Regions from separate parts of the Homo sapiens genome. Here region 2 is linked to region 1. Evidence: read pairs that join two places in POLR2A ChIA-PET (ENCODE). Cell type or tissue: Caco-2. All regions are shown on one strand. Each heading gives the region's core, and the rest is flanking DNA. Links, peaks and the distances in the headings are about the cores only. Region 1 overlaps GOLGA7B-DT (GOLGA7B divergent transcript). Region 2 has its middle 11 kb from the start of CRTAC1.

What was found. ChIA-PET counts read pairs that join two places held together with the same protein. Peaks named below come from ENCODE experiments on the same cell type or tissue, not always from the same donor. Only the 100,000 strongest peaks of a DNase experiment are listed, where the experiment ranks them.
Region 2: POLR2A ChIA-PET joins it to region 1 with 7 read pairs; 2 of 35 experiments call an interaction of 5 or more read pairs at or near these places.

What each region holds. Positions count from the first base shown.
Region 1 is chr10:97,837,505-97,842,875 of GRCh38, reverse strand. All of the region lies in intron 1 of GOLGA7B-DT (GOLGA7B divergent transcript), which reads left to right. LOC107984260 (a long non-coding RNA gene) reads right to left here. Exons shown (of 3, transcript XR_001747563.2): 2 at 1,942-2,051; 3 at 1,444-1,476. Among named protein-coding and RNA genes, the nearest start is that of GOLGA7B-DT, 9.6 kb to the left of the region's middle. RefSeq lists enhancers at 360-1,302, 1,803-3,002. In Caco-2, for the core only: no CTCF peak of the experiment used is centred there; a DNase peak (open chromatin) is centred at 2,495.
Region 2 is chr10:98,038,794-98,044,164 of GRCh38, reverse strand. No RefSeq gene overlaps it. Among named protein-coding and RNA genes, the nearest start is that of CRTAC1, 11 kb to the right of the region's middle. In Caco-2, for the core only: a CTCF peak has its summit at 2,525 (motif pointing right); a DNase peak (open chromatin) is centred at 2,504.

The DNA.
Region 1 (5,371 bases), core at 264-5,263:
TGCTTGAGGGGGAAATTGTGGTCTGGAAAGCCTTAAACAATGTCATCTCATGGCACATTGCGGAGACTACTAGGAAGTATGTGGTAGGAAACGGCATCCCTGGAGTCAGATGACATAGGTTTCAACCTCTGGCTCTCCTATTTACTATGTAATCATTAGCAAGTCTCAATCTCTCTGAGCCTCTGATTTCTGATCTGTAAAATGGTGGCAATAATTCTCCCTTCCCAGATAGAATTCATCCAAATATTAGAGGCTTTCTTTTTTTTTTATGGTTATGAAAACAAATTTATTGTTAAAATTACTATTTTTAAAATTCTGTTCTACTGTGAGTTTTAACATTTCTGTTCCCATTAAAACATTTTTTTAAAAAAAGTTAGTTTTAGATTGCAATTTGGCTTAATTTTATTTTATTTATTTATTTTTTTTTTTAATTGATCATTCTTGGGTGTTTCTCGCAGAGGGGGATTTGGCAGGGTCATAGGACAATAGTAGAGGGAAGGTCAGCAGATAAACAACTGAACAAAGGTCTCTGGTTTTCCTAGGCAGAGTGTTTGTGTCCCTGGGTACTTGAGATTAGGGAGTGGTGATGACTCTTAACGAGCATGCTGCCTTCAAGCATCTGTTAAACAAAGCACATCTTGCACCGCCCTTAATCCATTTAACCCTGAGTGGACACAGCACATGTTTCAGAGAGCACAGGGTTGGGGGTAAGGTCATAGATCAACAGGATCCCAAGGCAGAAGAATTTTTCTTAGTACAGAACAAAATGAAAAGTCTCCCATGTCTACTTCTTTCTACACAGACACAGCAACCATCCGATTTCTCAATCTTTTCCCCACCTTTCCCCCTTTTCTATTCCACAAAACCGCCATTGCCATCATGGCCCGTTCTCAATGAGCTACTGGGCACACCTCCCAGACGGGGTGGCGGCCGGGCAGAGGGGCTCCTCACTTCCCAGTAGGGGCGGCCGGGCAGAGGCGCCCCTCACCTCCCGGACGGGGCGGCTGGCCGGGCGGGGGGCTGACCCCCCCCACCTCCCTCCCGGACGGGGCGGCTGGCCTGGCGGGGGCTGACCCCCACCTCCCTCCCGGAAGGGGTGTGGGCGGAGACGCTCCTCACTTCCCAGACGGGGTGTCAGCCGGGCGGAGGGGCTCCTCACTTCTCAGACGGGGCAGCTGCCGGGCGGAGGGGCTCCTCACTTCTCAGACGGGGCAGTTGCCAGGCGGAGGGTCTCCTCACTTCTCAGACGGGGCGGCCGGGCAGAGACGCTCCTCACTTCCTAGATGGGATGGCGGCCGGGAAGAGGCGCTCCTCACTTCCTAGGTGGGATGGCGGCCGGGCAGAGAGGCTCCTCACTTTCCAGACTGGGCAGCCAGGCAGAGGGGCTCCTCACATCCCAGACGATGGGCGGCCAGGCAGAGACGCTCCTCACTTCCCAGACGGAGTGGCGGCCGGGCAGAGGCTGCAATCTCGGCACTGTGGGGGGCCAAGGCAGGCGGCTGGGAGGTGGAGGCTGCAGGGAGCCGAGATCACGCCACTGCACTCCAGCCTGGGCACCATTGAGCACTGAGTTAACGAGACTCTGTCTGCAATCCCGGCACCTCAGGAGGCCGAGGCTGGCGGATCACTCGTGGTTAGGAGCTGGAGACCAGCCCGGCCAACACAGCGAAACCCCGTCTCCACCAAAAAAATACGAAAACCAGTCAGGCGTGGCGGCGCGCGCCTGCAATCGCAGGCACTCGGCAGGCTGAGGCAGGAGAATCAGGCAGGGAGGCTGCAGTGAGCCGAGATGGCGGCAGTACAGTCCAGCTTCGGCTCGGCGTGAGAGGGAGACCGTGGAAAGAGAGGGAGAGGGGAGACCGTGGAAAGGGGAGAGGGCGAGGGAGAGGGAGAGGGAGAGGGAGAGGGAGAGGGCTATTAGAGGCTTTCTCTAGATGTTACCTGACTTTTCCAAATCTTGTCTTTCAAGAGGAAAACAGGAAAAGATTTATGGTGATGCCTTGAGAGAGATCTTCCCACACTGACATTTCTTCCAGGCCCAGTGGGATTTCCTAAAGCATAGAAGAGATATCGGCAAACATGCTTCATTTCACTCGGCAAGTAGTTAATTAGGCACCCACTGTATGCCTCAGAGAGATGACCATGGGATGTTTCCAACCCCCTAAGGACACAAAATATAATCAAGTGATGGCCAGGGTCTGTGATAAGTGCTAAGGTGGAGACAGATTCTCCACAGTTGGGGGCCCAGAAAGGTCTTACTAACTACGTGGCATTTGAGCTTGGCCTTCAGGGATTAGTGTCAGATCCCCAGACACCAGATGAAAAACAGTGTGCAAAGGCAAGGATGCATGAAAGGTGCCTGGAAACACAAAACCTCTGGAACCTCAAATTCAAGAAAGCAGCTGCCAGGCAGACACAGCAACAACTGCAGAGGCCCCAGAAACATGAATGGAGTGGACCTGCCCTAAAAATAGAACAAGGGCAGGCTGACTATGACACATGTTTGGAAGTGGAGTCACTAGGAGGTGACTAAGCGAAAGGGGAGTTGCCTCCCTCCCTCCCTTTCCTAACTTCATTCATAGTCTCTCTCTCTCTCTCTCTCTCTCTCTCTCTCTCTCTCTCTCTCTTCCCCATCTCCAGGAAGTGGAGTGGGAGGCAAGGTTCTATAAGTAGATTCTATAAGCAGATTCACAGCTGCACAGGAGAGACTGCAGATACTGAGATGACATTGGGGAATTATTGGCCAAAATGTTTACCTGTTGTTACAATAGCCACTGTGCTGGAGGCCAGACAGAATGCCCACCGGACCTTTGTTCTAACAGTGGCTCCAGAGGCCCTCTGAAGTAGCAATCAGGAATGACCTACTGCAAGGTCTCACTTTTACACCGAGCAAACTGGCAGCAAACTCACCAATCATTTCAAACCATAGCCAACTGGGGGCAGATTGCAAGGCTTCTGGCTAAATTAAGGAAATTATTTCAGGAAGTAAATAGACATGAGCACAAAGGGTAACAGGTGCTTATAAAGCATCATTAATTACGAGAGCCAAAAGGGATCATAGAGTTCGAACCAATTTTAGTTGCAGAACCCTTTGTTCAAAGTCTCGCATGAAAGTCAGATACATAAAACAAATAAAAGAAAGTGGATTTGGAGGAAATGCGGCAGAACTTGCTTGCTCTACCACCCTCCACTCCCTGCAGAAGTCCCAAAGGCACCTCCCATCACCGTGGACCCCCTCAAGGGCTCAGCAGATTTTTTTCTAATCATTAAAGTAACACATGCCTATGATTTTAAAAACCCAAACATACAGCAAGACTTATTTTAAAAAGGCAAGAGTCCCCCACCAGCTCTGTCCTGAGCCTTCCCACTCTGTCTTCTTTCCTCTAGAAGAAATGACTTTTCACTCTTTTCGTGGTTTCTGTTTTAAATTCTTCTGATAATGATCTTTACTTTCTAATGATATACCTGTACTTTTTTTTTTTTTTTTTTTTTTTTTTTGAGACAGAGTCTCGCTCTGTCGCCCAGGCTGGAGTGCTGTGGTGTGATCTTGGCTCACTGCAACCTCCACCTCCTGGGTTCAAGTGATTCCCCTGCCTCAGCCTCCCTAGTAGCTGGGATTACAGGTGTGTGCCACCAAGCCTGGCTAATTTTTGTATTTTTATTAGAGACAGAGTTTCACCATGTTGGCCAGGCTGGTCTCGAACTCCTGACCTAAAGTGATCCGCCTGCCTCGGCTTCCCAAAGTGCTGTGATTACAAGTGTGAGCCACCACGCCTGACCTATATACCGGTACTTCTATGATTTATTCACTTTAGAAACTGTCCTGTTTTCTTCAGTGACAGAAGAGAACTTGGGTCACACCGCTGCCCTCCCCTCCCAATATAGTTATGTCACTATTTAAACTTAATTTTTATCAAAGTAATACATGCAATTAGTTTAAAATTCCAACCAGGGACAAAGGCTTATGCGGGCAGTAAAACACAGAAGTTGTGTCCTATCTCTTCCTTCCCTCCCGTCCTTCCCAATCCTCCTTCCCACTCAGGTAGGTTGGCTTATGGAAAACAGAACTCTCTGTTTAGTCCCCCTTCTAATCCTTTTCTGTAGCACTCATCACCTTTTCTAGAAAACTGTATAATTTACTTATTATGTCTTCTGTTTGTCTTGCCTGCTAAATTGCAAGCTTGGGTAAGGATCTTTGCTATGTTCACTGATGTATCCCAAATGCCTAGAATAATGTCTGGTTCAATAAATATTTGTTGAATTGATTAAAGCAGAGTTCTCTGGAAAGGGAGCTTCTTTGAGATACTGTTAGAATCAATCATTTTATATCTGATTTGTTCTGTGGGAGGGCGTATAAATGAAAATTTTATTTTGTAGATGATACAAATTTCTAGACAATAGGTGTGGTGCCATAATAGATAAAGACTTCAGTTCAGACCCACTTATTGGCTTTCCATGTTTGGACAAATTGGTCCAATTACCTTGGAAAGAAAGTAGCTATTTGCTTAGCTTGGTAGAGACTGGGAAGGACATGAATGATGAGGAAATGGCCTTTGCCAACCTCACTCTCCCAAGGTCAGTTGCTGCTGTGGAAAGGAGAACCAGAGGTCCCAGGGGTAACTGGGCCACCAGAGGCCCCAGAGCCAGAAGCTCTTAGCCACAGGCTAGGACTGAGCATCTCCTATGTTCCAGGTACTGTTCTGGGCACTGGCGGGAAGGAGAGAACACCATTCTCACCACACCGATGCCCAGCACTATCAGTCCCATGTTGCAGACGCATCTTGAAGTCCATCAGGGCCAGGAAGCCTTTCTTGAACCATCCCACTCCCAAACACAGGACTTTCTAGACATCTCTCTCATGGTTTCTATCCTACCATGCTTTGCCTGGTAAACTCCTTAGAGGTTTTGGAATTCCTGACCATTGCCCAGGTCACAGGGCAAGTTCCGGCAATTGGAACATTTCCATAGTCTTCCGAGTTCTAGCAGCCATTTCACCATTCCCTGCCTCCACGTCATCTATTCCTCCTGCTGGGCTCCTGATACTCCCCTGGACCTAAAGTTATCTTGGCTAAAAAGTGCTGGGGTCAGGCGCGGTGGCTCACGCCTATAATCCCAGCACTTTGGGAGGCCGAGGCAGACGGATCACTTGAGGCTAAGGGTCCAGACTAGCCTGGCCAACATGGTGAAACCCCATCTCTATAAAAAATACAAAAAGTAGCCGGGTGTGGTGGTGTGCACGTGTAGTCCCAGCTACTCAGGAGGCTGAGGCAGGAGAATCACTTGAACCCAGGAAGGGGAGGTTGCAGTGAGCTGAGATCGTGCCACTGCACTCCAGCCTGGGTGAAAAAGCGAGACTCCACCTCAAAAAAAA
Region 2 (5,371 bases), core at 86-5,085, 200 kb before region 1:
CAAGTTCTACTGCTCATTACTTACATCAAGGGCAGCTTTCACCCCCGAGCTGCCTAACTGGGAGCCAGAAGATAGTGTTGAAATAAACCAGGAAATCCGACAACCCAGCTGACATCTCTCTTTCCCAGTCACTGTGTGGATCAAAGTCATGCTCCATAGAAGGTGAGTGCTACTTCTAGGAATCAGATATTCTGGAGCAGCAGGTACAGGTGGTTTTCAAGTGGCCAGATGCCTTGTGGCAAAGTAGAAAGTGTGCTGGCTTGAGTGTCATGGTCCAGCTATGTGACTTTAGACATGTCACTTAGCCTCCTATTTTTTTTTTCCTCATAGGCAAAATAGAGACTATGCTAGCAGGGCTGCTATGAAGAAGTGATGCCACTGTGCTCAGTTCAGTGCCTGACTGAGAGAAGGAACTCGATAAACTTTAGCCTCCTTTCCTCCAGACCTTCCTCCTGCTTCTACTCCCAAATAAAGGGCTAGAGCATCAGAACTGCAGGGAATGTGAAAGATCATCCAGCTCAGTTTTATCTTTCCAGATTAAGTAGGGACATACAGTGGGAAAGTGGCGGCCCAGATGAGAGGCCAGGTTGCCCAGTTCCTCACCCGGTGGTCACCCTGGCACCACTCTGCCACCACATCACAGTCATGGCACTGTCAGCTCAGAGCTAAATTCTCCTGGCATTATTTAACTGGGATTGTGGCTGTCTTCATTCTCTGAAATTACGTCAACTAAGCTTTAATGACCATTAGCTACTGTGGTTTTTCCTTTCTGAGGCCGCTCATGTCTTTGGCTAGGAACTCATCTCTGTAAGCATTTGTACTCTGCTCCTGTTTTCAGCAGATCTTAAATATTGTGCCTGGGTCTGAGCTTCTCCTTACAAGTGCAGGATTCTAAATTCAAATTCACGAGCCAGTGTCTGTTTTCTGGAGCACATCCAAGTGTGGGTGAGTGAGAACGGGCAGTTTATAATCCTGAGATGCTAATCTACCTTGCCAGGTTCTGAATGTGGTGGAGGAAGTAATAAACTTGGAAAACAGAATAGGTTCCAGGCCTGAATGACCAATTAAACCTCTTTTTAAATGGCCAAGAGCAATATCTATAAGATACAAGCTAATTACAAGAATTAACAACAACCACTACCAAAAAAACCCAGACTCTTCAGCTATATCAAATACCAAGGACCAGAAATGCAAGCCATCTTATATTTGTAATATCTATATTCCTAGCTCTGGCCTCCCTTCACCTCTGGTCCTGGATACAAAGAGGTGGGGTCCAAAGAAGAAGGAGGCAAGGATGATACCAACAATGGGAGGAATGAGAAGGCCCCTGAGTTGTTAGTAGATGGATAAAATACCAGTCATGGGACCTTTTCTCTCCTGTCGCCTTCCTTCTGATCGTTCATCCAGTACACATTTATGGAGCAACTACTAGGCAAGCAGTAGGGTAGGCACTGAGACTCAGCATGGAGCTGACCTTCCCAGTGGGGAATACAGAAAACAGACAAGCAAACAAACAAGATACTTTCAGAGAATGCTAAGCCCTCAGAAGGACATGCAGATAGGTAATGGGATAGTGAGGAACTGGGTTTGGGCAGGGACAACTTAGATGGATGGTTGGAATGGCATCTTTGAGGATGTGACCCATATGAGCTGAGATCTGTAGGACGAGTAACCAGCCACAGGCAAATCTGGGAGAACGTTCCAGACAGAGGGCACAGAAAGTGCAAAGAAGACCACTTGCTGTGCCTTCTGCCTGGAACATTCTCCTTGTGTGAGAGCCCAAAGAAGAGAGGGATGGTCGGAGTGGCTGCGGCTCAGTGAGCAGGACTGGGGGATGGGCCATGGCCTGATGGGGTAAGGCTGGGGAGGTAAGATAAGGAGTAGTTAAGTAGAAGCAGGACCTAGAGTCAGAGAAATCTGGATTTGAAGCCCAGCTTAAAGAGTTATAGACCGGGCACGGTGGCTCACACCTGGAATCCCAGCACTTTGGGAGGCCAAGACAGGCAGATCACTTGAGGTCAAGAGTTCAAGGCCAGCCTGGCCAGTGTGGTGAAACCCTGTCTCTACTAAAAACCAAAAATTTGCCAGATGTGGTGGTGCGTGCCTGTAATCCCAGCTACTTGGGAGGCTGAGGCACAAAAATCACTTAAACCTGGGAGGCAGAGGTTGCAGTGAGCCAAGATCTCGCCACTGCATTCCAGCTTGGGCAACAGAGAGAGATTCCATCTCAAAAAAATAAAAATAAAAATAAAAAAATAATTATTAACAGTGTGACCTTGAACTGGTTACTTTGCCTCTGAGCCTCAGCTTCCTCATCTTTGAAATGGAGCCAAAGAGAATAGGACCAACCTCACTTGGTTAATGCAAAGAATAAATGAGAGGGAGCCCTTTAAAGTACTTAGCAGAGCACCTGGCACACAGTCAGTGGCCATAAACTCCAACGTCTACTCTTCCAGACTCACCACTGACACCCAAGGCCACTGATCGCAGGCTGGGGTCAATTTCAGTCACCACCACCAAGAAAGCCACCAGGTGGCGGTCTTTCAAGCTTTTCTGGCTTAAGCGTGGTCAAGACTGTTTGAGCTTGTTTTCACCCAGTAGGAAAGTGCAAAAACAAATCCTCCAAAGACTAGGTGGGTATAGGGCCACTGGAAACATACAGGGAATATTTTCCGGCTTCAGCAACAAAATGTAGTGAAAAGAACACCAGCTAAGAGGCAGACCTGGGTTCCCGTGTCCACTTTGCCTGTAGATGAATTGAGCTTGGTAATAATGCATTTGAGCCTTGTGGTCTAGATTTCCCCATCAACCTACACCATGGTATTGCTGTGAGGCCCCGAGGAGGCACTACATGCAGAATGGCTGAAGAATACCTTTCTAGAGTGTGCTTGAGTGACAGTCCCAGCTTTGCCACTTACTTGCTGTTTACTTACCCTGAGCTTTTTCACCTATAAAATGGGCATAAGAACAGAATCACAGGCTTGTTAGGACGATGAAAACAGTTAAGCACTTGAACAGCTCTGAGCACCTGAACGTACAGTCTCAGTGTGTGCTGCCATTATCTGTAAAGTGCCATTAGGCAGATTGGCTGTGACCACAGGCTGCCCTGGCTTTGGTTGAGGTGGCTGCTGGGAAGCTGCAGAGAAAGAAGGTGAATGTTTGACTGAGGATGAAGATGAGACAACTACGAATAAGCAGAGAGGGGGGAGTTCCACTTGCAGATGGGGAGTGAAGGTGCACAGTAACCAAGGAAGTGTCTCCTGCCCCCACAGTGCCTTGGCAAGGAAGCTCACAGGATGTGGGAAGAAGGGGCATCACTTGGTAGCCACGTCTCCAGCCCATTTCTATTCCTTCTGTCTCTCTCACTCTCTCCCTCTCTCTTTCCACCCCCTCTCTTTTTGAGACAGGGTCTCACTCTGTTGCCCAGGCTGGAGTGCAGCGGCATGATCATGGCTCACCACAGCCTGGACCTCCTGGGCTCAAGCAATCCTCCCACCTCAACCTCCCAAGTAGCTGGGACCACAGGCATGCACCATCACCCTGGATAACTGTGTGTGTGTGTGTGTGTGTGTGTGTGTGTGTGTGTGTAGAGATGGGGGTCTTCCTATGTTGCCCAGGCTAGTCTCAAACTCCTGGGCTCAAGCAATCCTCCTACCTCTTCCTCTCAAAGCAAGTAAGTGGCAAAGCTGGGACTATCACTCAAGCATACTCTAGACAGGTATTCTCCAGCCATTCCACATGCAGTGCCTCATCTGGGCCTCACAGCAATACCGTGCTGGGATTACAGTCACGAGCCACCTTGCCCGGCCCTATTCCTTACCTCTTTCAGCACAATGTGGGCGCCAATTTCCTGCTGTATGGTAAGCTCCTTGAAGGCAGAGGTTGTATTTATCTTTGTTTTCCCACCAGCCTAACACAGAGCCCACACCTAACAAGCCCTGGACAAATGCTTGTTGGTGAGCAATCCATTCTGGGCTACCCAGTGCACTGATCACATCTCAGATAACCTAGGGCTCTGCACTGAGCTGTGACTCCACCAGCTCAGCCACGGGATTGGATGCTCTGCCTGTGACCTGAGGATGTTAGTTACTCTGTGCCAATGCCCTTACCTATAAACGTGTGCAGACCGTGTCCTAATCACAGGCAGGAGAAAAGGCACAGGCACCAGCTGGCTTTCCTGGGTTTCCCATTTTCCTGTGACCTGCCCCTCCTGCCTGGAAATCTCTCAGGAGGATGGCACATGGTGGTGAGTGCTGTGTAATTGCTTAATGGCAGGAATGGGTGTAGGAGGAATTGCAGAGATATGGGAAGGGCAGCAGGCATGACAGAAAGGCACAGCTTGCCAAGAAAGACACCGCATACCTAGCTCTGCTTTGCCCCATGAGAACTTTGGGAGGTGGTGGGAGTCACCGCGTCTTTCTATTTCCTCTTCTCCACAATACGGGAAATACAAATACCCACTTCTTTGTCAAAAAGGGCACAGTGCCTGGCACACAGAAAGTGCTTAAATGCTTGTTGAATATATCAATAAGATGTTGTGTGAAACAATGCTTTGTAAATACTAAAGCAGCACTGTTAAAACTTTTTACTAAAGTACTCTAAGCGCAAAAGAAAAGGTTACACGTATCCCCACAAGGTTGGGGGAGGCTGAAAATCTCACCCAACAGGAAGCCTGGAAGATCTTTTCAAGGCTCACACTTTGTTTAAAATATGCTCACACAGTTTTGCATTCAGCTCCATGATATATGCAGATTTATTCAAATCATAATTAGATATTTTTATTTCTTTTCGTTTTTTTTTTTTTGTTTTTTTTTTGAGTCGGAATCTTACTCTGTCACCCAGGCTGGAGTGCAGTGGCACAATCTCGGCTCACTGTAACCTCCGCTTCCTGGGTTCAAGCAATTCTCCTGCCTCGGCCTCCCAAACAGCTGGGACTACAGGCATGCACCGCCGTGCCCGGCTACTTTTTTGTATTTTTAGTAGAGATGGGGTTTCACCATGTTGGCCAGGCTAGTCTTGAACTCCTGACCTCAGGTGATCCGCCCACCTTGACCTCCCAAAGTGCTGGGATTACAGGTGTGAGCAACCACGGCTGGCCAGATATTTTTATTTCTTACCAGTTAAATTACCTACCACTCTTCCTCTTTCTCCCCACCCCGGCAAAGGGGGTCGTCTAGTAAAAGAGGATCTTCCAGGAAGCAGGAAGATGTGGCACTTCTCTCTGGGGTATTTTGTGTTCCCAGAATACTTCCAGCATTCTTGTTTAACAAGCATTGTGAAAGACTTCTCTTCAGATTTAGTTATTTGTGTTTAATATTTTACACTTGATCTCAGCCAAAAGACCAAGAAGCGATGTCTGTTTAATATTTTG